Linked DNA regions of Homo sapiens: region 1 is linked to region 2. Evidence: chromatin loops called from intact Hi-C (ENCODE). Cell type or tissue: Caco-2. All regions are shown on one strand. Links, peaks and the distances in the headings refer to the core of each region. The heading gives the core; the rest is flanking DNA. Region 1 has its middle 110 kb from the start of OR13F1. Region 2 overlaps LOC107987105 (a long non-coding RNA gene).

Region 1 (2,936 bases), core at 312-2,811, 290 kb before region 2:
TGTTTAAGACAATGCATTCTTTTTTTTCTAATTAAGCAAGTTATAAGATTGTTTTCTTTCAATTTGCATCAGAAAGAGTTCTCATTAATAAAGCATAATTATTTAGAAGAAATTAAAACTACATGTACTACACATGCTTCACTTCACAATTAAATAAAATCACTGATATTTGAGTAACTTCTTAGCCTTTGTGTTATTCGTATACAACAATGGATAACATGCACTGAACATTTATTATGTATCAAGCACCTTTATATGAACTAACTGAATTCCTATAATGACCTATGAAGTTTTTACTATCTGGTAGGCTCTTTGGCTTATCAATGCAGAAACTGAGAGGTTAAGGAAGTTGTCCACAGCCTCACAGCAAGTAAGTGAAGGAGCAGGGGTTCAAACCCAAGCTGTCCAGCCTACAGCCTACTCCTAATCTCAATGCACAGTCAAAAGAGAAGAAGATAATTGTTAATATGATTGAACAGTGCATACGTCCCAAGGTGTTATGTGAATAAATGCTTTATTGTATCTAAGAACACTGATTATAGAGGCACCTAAGTAAGTGAAATGAGCTATTAGATGAAACATTTCTAATAATGCCAGATCATTTCCAGGATTTTAAGTTACTTAGCTATACTGTGCCTCTCAATATGAGCAGGACCTAGCGCAGTCTGAACCTATGATACTGGTGCTAAAATATATGTTTTTCGGGTTAAGGATACTGTATTAAGTTTTCATGAGAAAACTAAACCATGTGCAGATGGATTGATGCCTGACAGTTTCACTCTTTCACAATACCTAATTTTTTTTTAACCTGCTGGAGAATAAAGTTGTTTGTATATATTATGAGGCATGTTTACTCAAAATCTGAAGGGAAGTTATCAGAGATGTTTAAAACAAGGAGTTGATAGAGACCCATTCACTATTATGTTTCATGTTCAGACATTTTACTTTTCAGCTTTTGAGATGAAATTACAGAGTGTCAAGTAGTCTCTGAAAAAAAAAATCTATCTATACATTTTGGGTCCATTTGAATCTGAATCTCTAGAACCATCTAACAGAGACACTGAACACTATCGTCCTTCCTGATAACTATAGTTGTAAATTAGAATGTTCTAATTTAATGCAAAAATATTGTGGGATCTGGCCAGCAGCCCACAATGCAATGGGGCTCTCTCTTTGTTCCTAGGCGGATCGGCAGGTTGAGAAATAATAGACACACACAAGATAGTGAAAGCTGGGTCCAGGGGGGTCGCTGCCTTCTAGTCCCATGGTGCCAACAATGCACTGGATATACCAGCATTTATTATTAAGTTTAGTGAGGTCAGGGGTAGGTTAGTGAGGGATTTACGGTCATTTGATTATGAGGTGAGATGGTCACATGGGGATGAAGTAATTCTTTAACATAACATCTGTATGCAGAAGTACAGTATACAGGGATAAGAATTTACAATATAGTGTGTGCATCAGTAATTTCTAACAGAGCCTTAAAACAGAAACTTAGTCTTTCCATAACCTATGATTAGCAAGATATTAATCAGCAGTAACAGTTGCAGCAAAAGCTGGTTACAAACAATCCATAGAAACAGGACGTGAAGCTAGACAACGGGTTAGACCAGAAATTCTCAGAAGGGAGTATGCCTTAACCCTAAAGAGGCCTAGAAGAGCCATGGCAAGATGAGGGCGTCTATAGCCCTATCTTATCCATATCGACAGGCGCCCCCATGCGTCCGTTTATAGGCTCTCCACAAGGGTCTCATTCCATTCCCAGAGCTATGAACATCTGCTTTTCTGGGATAGGAATCTTGGTGATATGAAACCTCCCTGACTGCACGTCCATTCATAGGCTCTCTGCAGGGGCAAGCACATCACGTGCTGTTGGCTCATTCTGGCAGTCCAACCTGGGTTGTCGTTACACAATTCTGCATGCAATTTTGTATTTACAATAATCAGGAGCATTTCATCTTTTATTCCGTAGCAATAGTTTCAGGGGGTCTCCCTACAGAAAAATGCATTAAAAAGAATACATCAATGAATATGGGAGTGCATATATAATATACTGTTTTCATTTCCTTTGGATATATATCCAGAACTGGGATTGCTGGATCATATGGTAGTTCCATTTTTAATTTTTTGAGGAATCTCCATACTATTTTCAAAAATGACTGTACCAATTTACAAGCCTACTAAAAGTGTACAAGGGTTCCCTTTTCTCCACATCCTCACCAACACTTACTATCATCTGACTTTTTGATAACAGCCATTCTAACACGTGTGAGGTAATATCACATTGTGTTTATAATTTGCATGTCCCTGATGATTACTGATGCTGAGCATTTTTTCATATACTTTTTCGCCATTTGTATGCTTTTTTGTTTTTTTTTGTTTTTTTTTTTTTTTGGAAATGAACTATCACTCTGTTGCCCAGGCTGGAGTGCAGTGGCGTGATCTCACCTCACTGAAACCTCTGCCTCCAGGGTTCAAGCAATTCTCTGCCTCAGCCTTCTGAGTAGCTGGGATTACAAGTGCCCGCCCCCACACCTGGCTAATTTTTGTATTTTTAGTAGAGACGTGGTTTCACCATCTTGGCCAGCCTGGTCTTGAACTCCTGACCTCATGATCCACCTGCCTCGGCCTCCCAAAGTGCTGAGATTAGAGGTGTGAGCCACCGCACCCAGCCTCTATGTATTCTTTAAAGAAATGTCTACTCAGGTTCTTTGCCCATTTTTAAACCGGGTTCTTTGTTTTCTTACTATTGAATTGTTTGAGTTCCTTATGTATTTTGGATATGAACCCATTATCAGATGTATGGTTTGCAAGTACTTTCTCCCATTCTGCATGCTGCCTCTTCACTGTTATTCATTTCTTTGGCTGTGCAGAAGCTTTTAAATTTGATGCAATACCATTTGTCTAGTTTTGCTTTTGCTGCCTGTGTTTTTGAG
Region 2 (2,936 bases), core at 231-2,730:
GAGCCATAAAAAATAATGAGATCCTGTCATTTGCACAACATGGATGGAAATGGAGGTTATTATGTTAAGTGAAGTAAGCTAGACACAGAAAGACAAACCACATGTTCTCACTTATTTGTGGGAGCTAAAAATTAAAACAATTGAATTCAAGGAAGTAGAGAGTAGAACGATGGTTACCAGAGGCTGGGAAGCATAAAGTGAGGGAGAACTAAGGATGGTTGATCTGCAGAAAAATATAGTTAGATAGAATAAATAAAATCTAGAATCTGATAGCACAAGAGGATGACTACAATCAACAGTAATTTATCGTACTTTTAAAATAACTAAAAGGATATAATTGGATTGTTTGCAACACAAAGAAAAGATAAATACTTGAGGTGACGGATACCTCATTTGCCCTAGTGTGACTACTACACATTGTATGCTTGCATCAAAATATCTCAAGCGCCCTATAAATATATACACTTACTGTATTCATAAAAATTAATAATTAAAAAAGAAATTTAATGGTATTTTTAAAATAAAATAAAAGTGAGTGATTTTAATGTATACTTCTCTCTAATGGGTTAAAAATGTGAAAATAAAAAATTTAAATTCTACAATGATTAAAAGTCATCTGAAGAAGATAAAAATATATAATATGTAATATCCATCGTTTTATATTCAAACAACTGGGGAATATATATTTATAAAACTGACTCCTTGGGTCAGAAAGCAAGACTTAATACATATTGAACAATTAATAGCACTCAACCACATTTTCTTATCACAATGAAATACAATCAGAAATCAATTAAAAAACTCAAAATATATTTTATATTTGGAAATTTTGAAACACATTTCTAAGTAAATCATTGATTAGTAAAAAATAACAATGGAAATTATAAAACATTTACAACTTTAGGACAACAAAATTACCATCAAAATTAGTTGATTCAGTTTAACTGTTTCGAAGAAAATTTATAGGCTTAAACATAAAAAAAGTTGAAAGTTTATGCACTTAGCATCCAATTCAAGCTCTAGAAAAAAAAATAAAGAATGGAAAAAACACAAAGACAAGGAATTTTGAACCAGTTGTTTTAAAAATTGCCAGGTCCAAACAATTTCCCTAGAAAATTCTAATAAATGTTCAAGAGTATAAAAAATCTCTAAATTTGTTGCAGAAAATAGAAAAACAGGAAGATCTTCTGGAACCAATCTTTCGAAGCAAGCATGTGAAACAAAAACTGGACAATTAAAAAAGGGAAAAAATACGCCACTCTACTACATAGATACAAAAACCTTAAATAAAATATTAGCAAATGTAATCCAGCAATGTACAAAATAATAATACCTAATGTCCAAGTAAAATATATATCAGGGATGCAAGAAAATGTTAACATTAGAAAATATGTTAATTTAATTTATAACAATATCAATTAAAGGAGAAAAAAGCATGTCTATTTTACTAAATGCAGAAAATTTCATAAAATTCAACATGCATTTATAATGACAATATGAGACATTACATACTTTCTAAATAGTCAGATACTAAATTATAGCATCATAAGTATTGACAAGAATATGGAGAAATCAAGTTCAATTCATTGCCAGTGAACATATGAATTAATATTTTGAAGAGCAAATAAGATCAGGTAAAGTTGATCCCACAATTCCACTTACAAGTATGGGGCAAAAGAAATGAGGAAGAAAAAGCTAGTCTATGCCACCATCTAGTGGCCTTAGAATATAATAGAAGTTGTGATTTCTTCAGCCGCGCTTACAAAGGAGTCCTGAAAGTACCTATGTAAGGATGGACCAAAAACTTACAAACATATACAGTATATATGCAGTTACTGCCCTCACTAACTGTTGGGCCCACATTGGCTCCACCCATCCTGCTTCCTTCTGAAGATTTGCATGAACCTAACCACGTGACACAACCAAGTAGAAATATCTCAGACAGAGTGCTTCCTATGTCCACCTCATATAATTTTTTTCACCACCCTTCAAACAATACCTATTGTTTCATGAGTCTTAAAAAGATACTACTCCAAATTGACCAGACTAGATTGGTAATAACTTAAAAGTTGGTCAATACTAAGTATTGGCAAGAATATGATGCAAAGTGAAGCCTCATACACTTCTATTTAGGGTACAAATTTGGAAACTTAGCAAAGATGAATATATAACCCAAAATCAAACAAAGGAAACAAATGAACAAAAAAGCTTTTAAAATTAACAAAAATTACAAGAAAGATGAATGTATATACTGACTGACCCAGAAAACCTCTCCTTGGTATATTCTCTAGAGCAGTGGCTCTTGATCCCAAAGGACACCCAGGCATAGAACTCAAGGGGCCTAGTAACTTGGATGGGAAAAAAACTGCATCTTTATTTTTATCAACCTCAATTGAACCTTAGTAGTTCCTGCTGCCAGACAGTTTTACTTATGAGTTCACTAAATTGTCAAGGAACAGTCATCATCTTATTCAAGTTATTTAGCAAAAAAAAAAAAAAAAAAAAAAAAAATTGAGAAACCTGCCTGATCCATTTATTTTTATTTCATATTCAGATGAGAACAGTACAAGCAGATAAAGCTTTTTGGCTTATTTCACTTATAACATCGATGTGGAAATAATAAATAAAATATAAAATGGAATCTTCCAATAATAGCATTTGGAACAACTCTCCTGCAGCTAACTGTACACTCTAGGAAAAATATGTTTTAAATTTCTTTTTGGAGGTGATAATTTCAGTTGCTGCTTACCTCGGAGAACTGTTCTTTTCACAAAGAACAATAAAAATAATAGTAGATAAAGAGTGCAATAGAAAACTTTTTTAGGCAATGGATTGTTTATGGCATAGATTGTGGTAATGGTTTCCTGGGTGTATGCTTATCTTCAAACTCATTAAATTGCATACATTAAATATGTGTAACTTTTTGTTATGTCAAT

The links. Hi-C counts contacts between places; a loop is a spot of excess contacts. Peaks named below come from ENCODE experiments on the same cell type or tissue, not always from the same donor. Only the 100,000 strongest peaks of a DNase experiment are listed, where the experiment ranks them.
Region 1: it touches region 2 in a loop (10-fold over the local background); 6 of 110 quality-filtered maps call a loop at or near these places.

What each region holds. Positions count from the first base shown.
Region 1 is chr9:104,393,395-104,396,330 of GRCh38, forward strand. No RefSeq gene overlaps it. Among named protein-coding and RNA genes, the nearest start is that of OR13F1, 110 kb to the right of the region's middle. In Caco-2, for the core only: no CTCF peak of the experiment used is centred there; a DNase peak (open chromatin) is centred at 1,702.
Region 2 is chr9:104,681,032-104,683,967 of GRCh38, forward strand. The region is part of intron 2 of LOC107987105 (a long non-coding RNA gene); the gene reads right to left. Among named protein-coding and RNA genes, the nearest start is that of OR13D1, 12 kb to the right of the region's middle. In Caco-2, for the core only: a CTCF peak has its summit at 1,711 (motif pointing left); no DNase peak of the experiment used is centred there.